Regions from separate parts of the Homo sapiens genome. Here regions 2 and 3 are each linked to region 1. A link is a loop called in an ENCODE intact Hi-C map of the cell type or tissue named here. Cell type or tissue: dorsolateral prefrontal cortex. All regions are shown on one strand. Region 1 has its middle 74 kb from the start of TTC34. Region 2 overlaps LOC124903827 (translation initiation factor IF-2). Region 3 overlaps PRDM16 (PR/SET domain 16).

Region 1 (5,000 bases):
TGCGGCTCCACCAGACCCTCCTCCTCTCTGAGTCCCTGGATGGATCCCGGGGGGTTTCCGAATTCTCCCCTGGGTGAGTCGACCCCTTCCACTTGCCCTCTGAGGCTGTCCGGGCCTGGAAGACAGAGACGGCCACTCCTCAGGTCCCCCCAGCCTCCGCCCAGGCCTGGGACAGGCAGCCACTGGGGAGAGAGGTGAGACTGTGATGGCTCACGGGCAGCTACTGGGCAAAACCACGACGATGGCAATGATGGCAACAATGGTGATGATGGTGACGGTGACAGGAATTGCTCCCCTGGGGTGCCCGCAGTGGCCCCGCACCTGCCTCTCCCTGTTTAATCCTGTAGTGGCTGCTGGACATGGGTTCTCTCTCCTCATCCTATGGTCTCAGACAAGGACGCAGAGGTGTTGGGAGGCACTGCTGTCTGTCCAGCCTGCCTCTGGAAAGTCTAGCTGGAGGCGGTGCCGGAAGGTTGGGCAGGGGTAGCCGTGGGGCAGAAGGAGGCCTGGTGAAAACACAAAATGTGAACAGCAAGGTGGCTTCAGCGCATGGGTTTGCTTAAGTCTCAGAGTCAGGAGCGGCCAGCCAGGGCAGGCAGGGGCCCATCCCAGCATTACCTGGCCTCCCTGAGTGGCTTGGTTGGGGGGCAACCATGGCTCTGAGCTGGGGTGATGCAGGATTGGGGGTCTGTGTGGAAAGGGGGCACCCGATGCTCGTTAAACGAAGCCTTCCTCATGCGACAGAGGCAGCGGCACGTTTCACCCAATGCTATTATTAAAAATGCAACCAGTGCTTTTGTATGGAGAACAACCCACCTGCTGGTCAGCCTTTGCCCCACACCCTCTGGCAGAAGCATAGTCTGTGCCAGGAACTAGGGAGGGCTGGGAGTGACGGCGGTGAGGTCCTGAAGAAAATAAAAGGGAAAAACACAGGTCCTGTCCCAGAATATCTTGGAGTAGGAAGGAGGGGCCAGGGTTGAAGGGCTGTTAAGCCAGGAGGACTTCTTGGAAGAGGCGGTATTTCACTCAAGAGCAGTCTAGCATTTCCCTCCTACCGTCTCAGGTGTAATTTCCTTTCACTGGGAAATATAAAACCCCAACGTAAGGCAGGCGGACCCTTCTCTACCCTGGTGGGCAAAATTCAGAGGGGTCTAGGGGAGGATGGTCAGCCCCCAGGTCAGAGTCTACAGGACACGGCCCCTGTGGGTGTGCATGTGAGCCATGTGGGTGCTGGGTGGGGCAGAGAGAGGCCCGGGGCACTTAGTTCTCTGTTGGGTGACGTCATGGTTTCAGCTCTGCCAGCTGGGCTTGGAGTGGCCAGTGGGCTGCAGGCATCAGCTGGCCGACGTCTGCGTCCTGCAGACACAACATTAGAGAGAGGGGGAAGGGGGAGTTCTGGCACTTCAGAGACCCCCGAGGACTCTCTATCACTCCTGTTTGCAGGGTGGAGGGGAAGGGCTGGCCTTGCAGGAAGCCTGGGGGAGGGTGCGTCCGGCTGGCTCTGCCAGATCGTCCCTGGCTGGGCCACCCAGGCAGGACGGCACCTCCCGGGCCAGCTGGCTCCTGTCCATCCTCGGTTTCCCTCCCTCCGCCCCACATCATGGCGCAGAAAGTGGGGCAGGCGCTGGGCTCTGTGGTGCTGTGTCTGGGGTGAAGACCCTCTAGAAGGAGGGGCAGGGTGGGGCTCACGGGGCTCCTGTCACCCAGCCCCACCCGTGACCCACACAGACGCATGGCAGATCTCACAAAAGGTGACTCCACAGGCTTTGGACCAAATCCCAAATTTGCTTCCAAGAGCCTCTGTTGATAGAGCCGGGCTCCTCTCTGGGGTCGGTCAGGCCTCCATACACCTCGAGAGTTTACAACTCTATCGCTAAATCGAAAGTTGGCCTTGGTTTTAATTCCAAGGGCAAACCACATACTGTGGGGGGAATCCCGGGAATGCGTTTTAGGGCGATTGCCAGCGAATGTGTTTCCAGGGCTCCCCACCCCTAGAGACGGCCTGGGTGGGTCCAGGAGCCCCTGGAGGATGGGCTTTCTAGAACTCTCCGCCCCAAGGTGTTCCGGCAGGTTCCCTCACACCAGTGCTTGTCACCTCTGTGCAGCCGTGTGGGTTATGGGTTGGCATCTGTCTCGTAGCTGCAGCTTTTGGGGGCTTTTGCAGGACCCAAGACCCTGCTTCCTCTTTCTGTTTGAATGGAGCCGCCTGGTGGCCTGGCCTGGGGTGCTCTTGGTCCTGTGGTCTGGAGGACGAGGGGCTCCTTGAGGCCTGGGGTCCCATCCATAGGATGATGTCACAAACCCACTCCCGTTTCCCGGTGTGGGGCCGGGCCCCAGGTTAGCGTGCTCAGCTGAGGAGGGGCCAAGGAAGCTCAGGAGCCCCATCAGCCTCTCTTAGGTCTTCCCCGCTTTCTGGGCCTCCCAGTGGGTCCTGGACACTGTATCAGTGCTCTGTGCTGGACTCCTCTCTCCCCGGGGCTCTCCAGGCACTCTTCCAGCTGCCGTGGGCAGGGGTGGCCGCTGGGAGACAGAACGTGGCCACAGAGGCCTGGGCTGAGTGGCTAGCCTGGCCTGGAAGCCGAGGGTGCCCTGGCCCCTGCCCTGCTCCGGGCCCCGCTCATGGGAAGGGTCCTCAGACCCTCGCACCCCGCAGGAATCTGCTGCATCCGCAGAGGGAGTTGGGCCCGGTGCCGCCTGGCCGGCCAGTAGGTGGTGTCTCTGGCCTGCTTTCCAGCGCCTGGCCTGCCTTTCCCGCTCGCTGGCCTGCCGGCGGCCGCCCGCACCTCCGCGCAAGCTGGCCACATCTGGAAATGTTTGATTTGATATAGTGTCGCTTTACATTGCAGAAATGAGCGTAAGCGGTTTTTTAACCCACCGAGTGAGAAATGCGATCTGGGTTTTACTGCCGACCCTTTAAATAAAAAACAGATCACTTATTAAACCATTATCTATCAAGGATGGGGGGTGGGTGTCGAGAGTGGACGGGGATCCGGCGCAGATGGAAGGGATGCGGCCTCTGTCTCTTGGCTGATGGAAGGGTTGGGGGCCCGGGCCGCTGGCATGTCACTCCCAGGGGATGAGGGAGGGAACCAGGTGCCCACCGCCTGTCCCATCCACCCTGTGCCAGCTGCTGCCAGTGGAGAGGCGACACTTTCCTTGCTGGAGGAAGGGCTTAAGGCTCACTGGCCTGGCTGCTCACCGGCCCTGAAACGGAGGCTCCCCATCAGAGTGGGAGGGGAGAACTGCAGGGGCTGACCAGGCCACGGTTGCTGGTCCCAGGGCAGGGGTCCCCAAAGCCACAGGAGAAGGCATGGACCTGGCTGTGCTCAGGGGCTCCTTGGCATCCCTCTCCTCAGAGTCCTCTCTCCCTTGACCTTGGCTTTTGAACAGAGCTGGGTTCCCAGTTCAGGACCTTTAACTCCGTCAGCCACCCCTGGGCTCGTCTTTCAAGGAGGGTTCCGGGGTTTCAAAGGTGCCTCACATGACCCTGCCACGTGGTGACTCAGTGGAGGGGCCGTCCCAGGGGTGCTGGGCTGAAGTGGGCCACATGCTTTGTCTCTGGCCACGGCCTCGTGTGTGGGTTGTGCGGATGGGCCTGTCGGTGACCAGCACTTGGTCCAGGGGCCTGGGGCCCTTCCCGGGGTTGTAGACACATTTCTACAGCTGTGGGCCGGGCGCCGCTCCACCGGCTGGCACGAGCCTCTGCTGCCCACTCTGTGCCTGGTTCCTGGCCTGCTGGGAACAGGAGGAGCTCCGGGAGCGTGGAAGGTGACCAGTCCCCACCCGCATGGGCGTTTGAACTGTTCTGTGCTTTGAGTCGGGAGCCTCCTTGGAGTGGGGTTCAGTCAATGCTGCCCTATTCCTGCAGTATTTTTGGTAAGTGACTCCCTTCCGCTCTGTGGACATGCCTTTGGTAAGCTGACCAGAGTCCTCCTGGCGTTCCTCCACCTGGACACACCGCAGACGCACCCTGTCCGGTGTGAGCAGTACCCGTTCCTCAGCCGTGGAGCCCCTTCCTCCATCCTCCGAGAAGCTGGGGGCTGGTGTGACCCCAGGGGTTTCCCGAGCTGGTACCAGAGATGGTGTTGAGAAGATGGTCAGGCTGACCAGGCCCAGGCACAGAGGCAGAGTGACCTGGGGCAGGCGGCGTTGGGGACCGTCAGGAGGACAGAGGCGGAGTGGCCTGGAGCAGGCGGCGTTGGGGACCGTCAGGAGGACAGAGGCGGAGTGGACATGAGAGGATAGCATCCCGGGACACGGGTGAAGGAGGTGCCATGCTGATGGTGACCAGGCAAAGCCAGGGGCCAGGTTCTGAGGACAGAACCACAGGTTACGCGGCGTGAACAGAGCTCAGGAGGATGGGTGGTGGGTGCCTGCTGAGCTAGCTGGGAACTGGGCCTGGGGCCGGCTCTGCCGCAATTCCACGGGAATCTGCAAATCCCCAGGCCTCATTGCAGGTTCTGTGGCCTGTCGTGAGACAGAGGGAGGCACGTGACCATGTAGACCCACTGGGCCTCGAGACCTCTGGGCTGGGCACTGCCTGGGCAGGAATGGGGTTCACGGAGAGCTCCCACCTCCAGGGCTGGCAGGGAACAGGGTGTGTGGCTCCCCAGGAGGGTTGGCTGCCACCATCTTTGCCCTCGTCACTCAACAACCCTTGGTGGGGTGCAGAGACCTGAGCTTGGGGGAGTCTCAGAGACACAGACAGAGCCAGCACTGGTCATCTAATGTCTGGGGACAGCTCCTGGCAGCCGGGCCCATCTGCGTCACCCACCTTCTCTGGGCAGGGCAGGCTGGCCCTGGCTGCTGGCTGTTGTGGGGGTGGGCCAGGGGTGGCCAACGGATGGGTCTCAGGAGACCAGTGAGGGGTGGGCTGTCCAGGAAAGGAGGTGGGCCGAGCGGACAGAGAGGACCCTGGTAGTGGAGCGGAGGCACGCAGAGTGGGGAGGCGGGGTGAGGTCCTTTCGGGGCAGCCGTCCTGGGGCTGGTTTCTGTCATGT
Region 2 (5,000 bases), 190 kb after region 1:
GGGGAGGGGTATTTGGCCCTTCCATCCTCTAAAATGAAAATTACCCTCTGCCACAACGTGCCACGAACAATTACCTGCTGTTTATTAATTAACCTCTTTTAAAAGCACCGCATTTCTGCAAGAAACTGGTATTTCTCTAATGTGAAAACTGGCTTATTCGTGTTTATTGGAACCACTATGTCCCATGTGGTCCAGGCTTAGTGCACACTTAACTGACATGCATTTTTTTTAATGGCACATTTGATGATTGGAAATACCTTCCTAGAAGAAGCCCAGACACTCAGCACGACTTGCTTGGCGTATTAGTTCTAAACTGAGTCCCCAAAGACCCTGGCTGGAGCATGCGACCTCTCCCTGACCGCAGCAGCCACAGCACAGCCCTGGAGAGCTGCTCCAAGAGTGGGTGCTGGGAAGGAACGGGGCTCAGGACTTACCAGTGAGAGGCGACTCAGGAAATACAGACTCCAGTGGCTGAGTCTTTCTGGACCCTGGCAAAAAAGTGTATTGGTCATTGCCAGAAGGACACGGGTGACCAAGAGGCCAGAGCGCCCTCTGGGTGGCATGACTGTAGTGGGGCTTTCGTGGTGCTCACACTCCCAGCACCAGAAGAGCCCCAGGAAAGGGTCCCAGGCAGGGATCTCTCTGCAGAGGCACCTCTGCCACCCTGCACACCCCGGAGAGCGCCATCCCTGCAGTGTAAGTCACCTGGGGCTTTGTGGTCAGGGTGCTCTTCCTCTGAGTCCTGCTTCTGCCTCTAAGGACAGGTCCTGGCCTAGGTTGCTCAAGCCTCTGAGCATCAGTTTTCCCATCTGTAAGGTGGGCACAATCACAGCACCCACAACAGGACTGGGAAGGCCACACAGCCCCCAGTTGCAACCCAGGGGTGGGAAGTGAGCAGCACAATGCCCAGCACCCTGCCTGGTACAGCACCCAGGCCAGGGAGCCTGTGGGTGGACCAGCTTCTCTCCTAGAACTCTCGCTCTGCCATGGTCCCTGCCCCCGCCCCCCATCCTGCTGGGGACCCCTGAACAAGCCAGCTTCCTTTTCCAAACACAGTGCAAGGGGCCTGGGCAGCTGCTCACTGCTGTGTCCTCGTCACATGGTGCTAGCATTGGCTTACTGAACATAGGACGGCCCTCTGAGACCTGATGGATTATAGAGGTTACAGAGGGGTGGCTCGGCCTCAGACACTCAGCACAGTCCCTGCCCCAGGCTGCTGCCTCCACACCACAGCGTCCTGCAAGGTGGCCCTCATCTCCCTGGGTCTTCCCCTGGGCTGAAACTGCCTGTGGAAACCCCAGGGAAACCTACTGGTTCAGCTCTTCAGTCATTCAGCTGTGACTCATCCATTCTTTCACTGAGGACACAGCACAGCCCAGCCTTGGGCCAGGTGCTGGAGCTTCGGGTAAAATGCCTTGGAAGCTCCAGGTCTGATGGAGCAGACACCCTCCTGTAGATCTGATGGAGGAGATACCCTTCTGTTTAACTCATACCATAGACTCGAAGCTCCAGGAGCACGGAGCCTTGCAGCGCCTCCTGCATGAGGAAAGGAAGGAATGAGTGAACGGAAGGGAAGCGCGGACTTCAGTTGCCAGGAGACCAGCTGGCCCCTAGACATCTCCACCCGACTGGCAGCACCAGGGCAGGACAAGGTCAGGAGGGCAGGGCTTGACTGGGAGCTAGGGGCCCCTGAGCCAGTTAAGGCCTTTGTGGATGAGTGGAGCAGGTGGCTCCTGGGGCACCTGTCCTCACGCCTGGCCCCAACTTGCCCTGTGTCCAGCCAGGAGGTGGTTACCTTCTAGGGCTCCAGCTCAGAGCCTCTGGGAGTAGTGCTGGGTTCTGGGAGAGGAAGTGCAAGAGGGCAGGCAGGAGGGAGAAGGGCTCCCTGCCTCTCCAACAACCTGCAGGGCTCCAGGAACTGCAAGCCACTCATCGGGGTGCAGCTGCCCCACCACAGGGCCAGGCTCTGCCGCCACCGTTCTACCTTGGGAAATTGGACTCCCAGGAAGCTGGAGGGGCTGCCCGAGGGTCCCAGGAGACAGGAGGCAGAAGCTGAGCTTGAGTTCCTCCTGTCTCCCCACTCCCCCAGCTGTCTATGGGCCCTGGGGTCCCAGCACTGAAGGGTGGAGAGGGGAGGGAGGCTGACGGTGTGGGAGGGGTGGGTCACTGTTTCACCTCAGTAGAAGCCCTCCCCTCTTCCCTTGTGCAGCCTACGGGAGCTGCCCTGGGTGTTCCCCTTGTAATTCCACTGAAGTCATGGGGGAGGGGCTGCTGAAGGCTGGACCTGCCCTCTTCACCCCAGTCCCCAGGGCAGGCCCCACCTAGGTCCTCAAAGAGGTGACCTGTGGGGGCTGCAGGGGGCACTATTCTGCACACAGGGGTGTTCCTGCCACTCAGGCCCCTGCTTTGATGAGGAGGCCCAGGGACCCAAAGTGTGGGGGTGAGGGCGCCCCACAGCACGGCACCCGTGAGGGGACTGGAGTTCTTGAGTTACCTGTGCCTGGCTGCTCTCTCCAGCCCCCGGGGCATGGGCGCCGGTGTACTGGCGGCGGCGGGGGAGCAGGCAGCTCTTTCCCAGGAGGACGCCCGAGTGATTCCATCACCTTCGGGTCACTCTACAGAACTGGTCATTTTTTCCCTGCCTGGGGCGATCCTGGTCTCTGCTCTATTCTTGCCGGCTCTTTGAGCCGTGTCTCGACTGCCACCACCACTGCGATTATTGGTTTAGTAGAAAGCAAAGCTCGCAGGGATAGACCCTTGGGTGTCCCTATGGACACCCCACTCCCCTCGGGTCCTTCCCCGTAAGTCCTGCCCCAGGAGGTGGGAGGCCCAGAGGTGAGAAGGTCTGCTCAGACCATGGCCCCCTGCTTCCCACACCCCACCTCCTCCGTCTACACCTAGAATGGTAGTTTGTGCCGGATCCCGAAGCCTCAGCTCCCCAGGCCATGCTGCGGGGCCCCGCCCAGATGTGTGGGAACGCGGCTGCCGCCGGTGCCAAAAGACCTACGTCCTCGGAAGTGGGTACGGGGATGGCGTATTCCCTCCCGCGAGGTTCGTTGTACCTAGGGGAGCCTGGGTCTCCAGTCCTCCCCCGACCCGCTTCCCCGGCAGGCCCTGTCCCCCACCCCCAGCAGCCAGAGCGCCCGGGCAGCCCCTGCCTTCTCCCCAGATCCCCTCCACACTCTGCAGGATTTGGGGTGCTGGGTGGTGTCATCTCAGGTTCGAGTCTGCGCGAAACCTCCGGGCTTCTGGAGACCCAAAGGGACCTGAGAGGAAAGCCCAGGGCGGGCCAGACTCTGCGGTGGGGGTGGGAGGAGGGAGACCCCAGGGGCGGCGGAGTCGGCCCTCGCCCCTCCTCCACCCAGCGGGCGAGGAGAGTTCCGGGAAGGCCGGGGGAGGGGGAGCGAGGGGAGGAGACAGGGACGGGCCGGGCCGCCTCCAGAGCCGCCGTGGGGCGCGCCCTGTCCCGCACGCCTCTGACCCCCGCTCAGCAAACGAGGCCCACGGGGTGGGCGGCCTTGGGCCTCCTCCTGGCAGCTTCCACCCAGCCATTCTCTCCAGCCAGCCCTGCAATAAACTCCCGGAGAAGCACAGGCGCGCCTGGTCCCATTTCACAGACGAGGAAACTGAGGCGTGGAAAAGAAACCCACCGCAGCTCCGTCTCCACGGTTTCACCTGCGGGGTATTAATCTCTCAGGATGAAAGGCAAAATTTGGTTTTGAAGCTAAGAGGGCCGGCAGTGGGGGGCAGGGCGCGCTGCGGAGAGACGGCAGGAGCGGGCTTTGCAAGCCGAGTCTGGATTCCGGCGCGAGCCGATTCCGGGAACTGGCTTGGTGACCCGGCCGCCGGCCCGTGTCCCGGGCTCTGGGCGTTTGGGGACACGGAAGGCGGGCTCCCACCTGGCGACTCCCGGAATGTGGCCGCCGGGCCCGGAAGGCTACGAGGCTCGCCATTTTCGTTGCTGCCAGGGCCCCGCCCGCGCGCGGCCGAATTGGGATCTGAAGGCAGCGGCAGCGTCTACGCAAGCAGCGTTCTGGAGCGTCGCTCTGCCACCTTCCCGCGCGCAGTTCCGCGCGAGCCGCAGGACGCGGGCGCTGTGGGTAACGAAGTTGCTCCCGGTGTGCGCAGACCGGCGGCCCCGGGGTTGCGGGCGGCAGGAGGGACCGCCACTCCACGGCTGCGGGCGCGCGTGAACACACGGCTGAAGGTCATAGGCAGCGCATCCAGGCAACAGCATTCGTTGGCGGATTTTTAAAGGTTCTTAGATCAAGAGGGAAAGCGTGTGAAACCGATTCCGTTTATTGCCCCCAGCGGCGGGGGAGCTCCCCGTTGCAGACACCCAGCGGCTCGGCCACTGCAGCGTCCTGGCCCAGTATGGGCCGCACACGAGTAGGAGTCGTTGGGGGCTTCCTGCACCTTCTCAGTGAGCCCGGTTGGGCCTGGATTCGGCTCCCTCCTGGGCCCAACGGGAGGAGATCAAGGGAGTTCAGGTTCACAGTCTCAATCTCTTAAAACAAAACAAAACAAAAAACTCCGGATTGGGCCCTCGAAGTGCCCATGGGGCATCCAGATACTCCCGACATCTGCGCAGGAGAGCTGGGCACCCTGGTGGGGACGCCAGGACACAAAGCCGGGCAGAGGGTCTCCACTGGGGTGGCCACGGCATCGTGCAAGCCGGTCCCCGGAAGCTGCCCATCTGCAAGGGACAAGGACCCTCTTGCAATCAAAATAAGTCAGTTTCCACACATCTGGGGTTTGTTCGAAATCAGCGACATGGCTCACATTCCTAGGAAGTCCACTCCTCCCAGCTACCCACTCTGGGACCAGGAATCGGGTATCGGCTTTGGGAGGCCCCCACCTTTGAGCAGTGCAGGGAATGGAACCTTGCCACCACTGGGCCACAACTGGGACCTGTGTCCTGTCCTCTCCAAGTATTCTGGGGCACAAGAAGGTTTCCCAGGCCTCGGGTGAGAAGAAGGTTCAAAGGGGCCCCGAAATAT
Region 3 (5,000 bases), 410 kb after region 1:
CTGAGACGCCCACCCCAGCCATGGTCATTTAGAAATAAGTAGGTGTCCACTATATGAAATCGAAATAGGGATCATTCCTGTGCCTGCCAATAAAACACCAATCTCCTTGAGAGAAGCAGCCTTGAAACTTATCAGTCATTCACAACTTAGCATGATCAGATTGATGAGCTATGATCAGATTGATTGATTAGCTATGATCGGTTTGATGTGCTCTGATTGGGTTCACTGATGAGCTATGGTTAGATTCATTGATGAGTTATGACCAGATTGATTGATGAGCTATGATCAGACTGATGTTCTGTGATCAGGTTCATTGATGAGCTATGGTTGGATTCATTGACGAGCTATGACCAGATTGATTGACTAGCTATGATCGGTTTGATGTGCTCTGATTGGGTTCATTGATGAGCTATGGTTGGATTCACAGATTAGCTATGGCCGGATTGATTGATGAGCTATGGTCCGATCGATGAGTTGCTTTCAGGAAACCAGGGATAAGGAGCAGGCAGACGCCATCCCTGTACCAGGGGGTGCAGGGTGCTCAGGGAGACTGGAGCCCCAGTCTGCCTGGAGCTGGCATGAGGCCAAGGTGGGCGCCCGCAGCCCTGGATGTGGAGGGGTGTTCTAGAAGGAGTGCTGGCCTGCAGGAAAGGCCTTGGGCTGCAGTCAGGTCAGCCATGAACCCTTCAGTCAAACATGTGACCTGAACTGAGAACCCCAGGTCCAGCCTCTAGGTATGGGACGCCAGCTCTCTCCTTACCACCGAAGCAGCTTTGGGCTTGCACATGAAAAGCTTCCGAACCTTGACTCCCTTCACAGGCCTGAGCAGTGAGTTCCCAGAATGTTCTAGAAGAGGCATGTGCTCAGGGAGGCCATGCTTCAGTGTGCAGACGTTTCCCCAGAGAGGTCAGCAGGTGCCGGGCACCAGCCCTTCCCCAGACACAGGCTGGCCCTGCCAGCTGGCTTAGCAGGGCGCTGCCTGTGTGTGGAGTGGGGGCTCTGGGCTCCTTGCTTGGCCCCCACAGGTCCTCGACCCAGAGACCTTGTCCCCCCACTGTCGGGCTTAGGACAGGCCAGGGTCACCCTCAGCAGAACCTGGGGCCAGCGCCGCAGGGCCCCCTGGTTTGGAAAGCCTGTTCCTCAGCTCTGTCCCAGCGGGCACTTAGCTGAGGATACCCCTGATGCTGCTCCATGCACACCTCTCACCACGATTCAATCCACCTGAGGATGGTCACCTTCTCAGGGAAATGGGGAAAGACTTATTGCCAAGGTCACTGAAGCCTTCCTGGTCTTGGTGTCTGGAAAAAACTCGCCAAGAGAGCAGGCATCTCCCGAGACCCAGGAATCAGCATGGCCACCAGAGCTGGTCACTGCCACTCCGAAGCTCCTCAGGCAGCTTCCTTTCTCCCTAGGGAGGAGACACTGTTGTCCGTCTGAAGCCTGGCGAACGTGGGACACAGGAGGCAGCCGTGGCCGGAGGGGCACGAGGGTGGTGGGCAGCCAGCGCTAGCCCAAGCTCCCGGGGTCACTCCAAGGAGTAGTGAGGGCTCCCCTGCAGGTGCAGTGAGAGGCGTGGTAGTATTAGGGCGGTTAGAGGAGGGGCGTCTCCCTTCCCTTCCTTCTGAGTTTTCTTTGACACTGTCATCTTTCAGTGCAGAGTCAATGCTGCAGAAGGCTCCCTGTGAGACAGGCGAGGCTGTGAGGCCGGGTGGGAGGCAGCGCTTCCCGAGCAGGTGCGGGGTGCGTCTTCACTCTGCCCCTCCCGACACTTGGTTTTGGAGGGGTCTGACCCAGTGGCCGGGCTCATGGGTGGGAACTGGCCAGCCAGCCCCTCGTCACCTTCCCTCCTGCTTGGGCTCCACAGCATATCCCAGGCACAGCTGCCCATTAGAGGCGGGGCTGTCCCTGCAATGGAGGTGCCAGGGAATGTCTGTCCAGGCCTTGGCCAGGGCCCGGGGTGGCTGCAAATGGCCTTAGGCCAATGAAGGACACAGCTGCCCCCCAACCTTGTTCATTCTCCAATGCCCCTCCCTCTGTCCCTCTCTCCCTCCCTCCCTCCTGCAGCCAGACCCTGGAGGTGGGCTCCATGGCATAGGACAGCCCCAGGCAGACCCAACTCACCCACTCCCCAGAGTGGAAAGAACAGCCTCTGCCCCACACTGCGCGGTGCCCCTAGGTCCACAGCAGAGACAGACACACAGAAGAGAGGGGACGGACAGCGAAGGGTTACGGGGACCAGACCTCAAGGTCAGAGGAAGAGAGAGGGGACGGTCAGCAAAGGGTTACGGGGACCAGACCTCAAGGTCAGAGGAAGAGACAGGGGGTGGTCAGCGAAGGGTTATGGGGACCAGACCTCAAGGTCAGAGGAAGAGAGACGGGGCGGTCAGCGAAGGGTTATGGGGACCAGACCTCAAGGTCAAAGGAAGAGTATATTTCCCGCCTGCTTCCCCCAGCATCTTCCAGCAAAGCCGGCTGGTGGTGTTGCGGCCACACAGCCTCCCCGACCAACATCCAAGCCTGCAAAGCTAAGAGGTTAGGATCTGCAGGAGCCCAGGTGCCTCCGCGGGAGGAATGTGGCTCAGATTCGGGGGACCGGTGCGCGGTGTGTCCAGGAGACGCAGGCACATCGCAGGGTTGGAAGTGCGCTGGGGGCCTGGCCTGTGGTCCTGGCTGGGATGCCGCCATCCTAGGGTAGCGGGCCTGGGGGGGCCTGGAGCTGGGGGCCATCCTCCCATGGCCTGGGCCTGGGGCAGGGGCTGCTGCCCGCCACCCGCCACCCGTAGCCCGCCCGGGAAGCTGGGGTGGAGGCGCCCTCTATCGCCTGCCTGGGGGACATCTCGCCAAAGCACACCGGTTTGCAAAGGCAAACCGACATTAAGCGTCCCAGGTTCCCCAGACATTATCTGCCTTTTGGGAACCTTTAAAATAAAGAGTCAAACGTTTTCGGCCCCTGTCTGGCTTTTTATGTAAACTGAGTGGTTCCTGGAGTGTGTTTTTTAAAGTGTTAAGATGGCAGTATTTATCTGGAGGGGGAGGGAGGAAGAGCCAGGTGGGCGTTCTCCTATTAGGCCAGAATTTTCAGAGAAAACCAGTGTAAGGCGTGGCCAAAATGATGAGTTTGTTTCCCGGTGGCCTAGGAGTCTGTCCAGAGCAAAGCAACTGCCAGGTGGGCTTCTCCTGGCACTGTCGCCGTGAAGCCTTCGGGAGCCAGGACCTGCCAGCAGCCAGAGTTCAGCCCTGCAGGGAAAGGGGCGGCCAGGGGGAGCCCCACACCCTGAGAACGTGGGAGTGCGGTCTTGATACAGATCATCTTCAGATAGACTCTGTGGCCTTATGATGGGGAATCTGAGGGTTCATTCTCAGCCAGAGAGGAGGATAAGGGGTGTTGCTTCTAGAAACGGCCATGCGTCTTGGGGGCTTCACGGAGCACCTGTGAGCCTGGGGTGGCCAAGCCTGGGAAACCCAGCGTGGTCCCGCCCAGGCCAGGGCAGAGCAGAGAAGGGTCAGAGCTGGAGGCCGGGCTGAGGAGTCTGCAGCCGCCAGGGCAGCTTCCGAGCTTGGTGCACCTACTCACCACGCTGGCCCTTCCTGGGCTGTAAGCCCTGAGTGACCTGCTCCCCTCTGGGCCCGGGCTTTCGGAGGCGAATGTTGGTAGGTTTCTCTGGCCGGTATAGCCCTTGAGCATGGAACGCTTCACCTGGTGCCCTGGACGGGGTGCAAGGGAGGCAGGCTGGCACTCTCTGGCCCCCCCAAGTTCTGGGCCAGCCCCCAGCATTTCCTGCTGAGAGTCCCAAGGTCCTTGGTGAGGTTTTCAGAGCCCACTGGGCAAACCTAGGGTGAGGTGGGCTGTGTGGACTGCAGCCAGGAGCAAAGTCTGGCCTGGGGCACCCCAGCCCTCTGGCCCCAGCCCCGTGGAGGCCCCTGCCTCTCCCCTCCAGCTGGCCACCTGGGCGTTCTGATTACCTCTCCAGGTGTGGCTGGGAAAGCAGCTCTGCCCTCTGCCCTCACCCCATTGTTCCCCAGGCTCTGCCTTTCAGGTCGTTTTACGTTTTCACCTGATCCCTGTGATGCTGCAAAGCATTCCCAGGCCACTGAGCAGCCCTGCCACAGCCGCTGTGTCGCCCCCACTCACAAATCTCGGGACGGACATGTCCCCTGCCTTCCTGGGAGCAGGCATGCTCCCAGGAAGCTGTGACATGCTCGCTCGGGAGCTTGGAGCTGTGACATGCTCGCTCGGGCTTCTTCGCTCACACCCGCGACATCCACATTGGCCGTGGTCATAGCCAGCCTGAGCCCAGGGCGTGCTTGAGCCCCTCCGTCTCTGGTCCCTGGACGGCCAAGGTCAGTTTCCTCCCCCTGGAAATGGCTAGATGAAGGTCTGCTTCTCCAGATGCCAGCCTTGCTCCCAGGCCATGGCAGAGGAAAGCCCCCCCACCACCGGACACCTGGCATGTCCACCTGGGGAAAGGGCACTGGCCCTCTCTGGCAAGAGCTTCTCAGACCCCAGGGTAGGTGGACTTTGTGGTTTTCATCTCTGCCGAGCGTGGAGCCCAATCAAAGATCCAGGCTCCGCTGACGAGAAAACCCAGAAAGCCCCTGCGGCGTGACACAAGGAAAAATAAATATCAAAAGAACATTTGACGAGCTCAATAAATTGATCATATTGTGCTGAACCTTCACCCCCATAACTATGGGACCATTTAAATGCTAATGCCATTTTTTAAAAAGTCAATTACAGGAGTTTGCAAGGAATGGAGTCAGCATTCCCCACGACAGCCTCTCCTCCTCCAGCTCCCTCTCCTCATCCACAGGCACTGGGGCCTTTGCTCCCCTGAAGGAAATGTTCCCTCACAGTGGTCCCAGTAATTGAATCAAGTTGATACAGACACCAGGAATATTGCAAGTTGTGTGGGTAATGGGAAGCACGTGTTGATAAAGTGGTCAGTGTTTGCGGACCAAGGGGGGCCGCAACTGCAGTTAACCCTTCAGAGAGCACAGCG

Evidence for each region. Peaks named below come from ENCODE experiments on the same cell type or tissue, not always from the same donor. Only the 100,000 strongest peaks of a DNase experiment are listed, where the experiment ranks them.
Region 2: a loop joins it to region 1, with 2.7 times the contacts of the local background. A loop is called at or near these places in 4 of 110 quality-filtered maps.
Region 3: it touches region 1 in a loop (3-fold over the local background); 6 of 110 quality-filtered maps call a loop at or near these places.

The regions. Positions count from the first base shown.
Region 1 is chr1:2,873,405-2,878,404 of GRCh38, forward strand. No RefSeq gene overlaps it. Among named protein-coding and RNA genes, the nearest start is that of TTC34, 74 kb to the left of the region's middle. In dorsolateral prefrontal cortex, a CTCF peak has its summit at 2,723 (motif pointing right); a DNase peak (open chromatin) is centred at 2,707; H3K27me3 peaks cover 1,376 bases.
Region 2 is chr1:3,059,796-3,064,795 of GRCh38, forward strand. LOC124903827 (translation initiation factor IF-2) reads right to left here. Exons shown (of 5, transcript XM_047436614.1): 4 at 1,312-1,536; 5 at 1-488. It overlaps PRDM16-DT (PRDM16 divergent transcript), which reads right to left. Exons shown (of 6, transcript NR_015440.1): 2 at 4,417-4,507; 3 at 1,312-4,260; 4 at 706-809; 5 at 435-488. Among named protein-coding and RNA genes, the nearest start is that of PRDM16-DT, 5.4 kb to the right of the region's middle. RefSeq lists an enhancer at 513-1,058. In dorsolateral prefrontal cortex, no CTCF peak of the experiment used is centred here; no DNase peak of the experiment used is centred here; H3K27ac peaks cover 269 bases; H3K27me3 peaks cover 3,374 bases.
Region 3 is chr1:3,281,343-3,286,342 of GRCh38, forward strand. The region is part of intron 3 of PRDM16 (PR/SET domain 16); the gene reads left to right. It overlaps LOC124903828 (collagen alpha-5(IV) chain-like), which reads left to right. Exons shown (of 2, transcript XM_047436627.1): 1 at 1-5,000. Among named protein-coding and RNA genes, the nearest start is that of MIR4251, 160 kb to the left of the region's middle. In dorsolateral prefrontal cortex, CTCF peaks have their summits at 2,807 and 3,007; a DNase peak (open chromatin) is centred at 2,789; H3K27ac peaks cover 252 bases; H3K27me3 peaks cover 3,897 bases.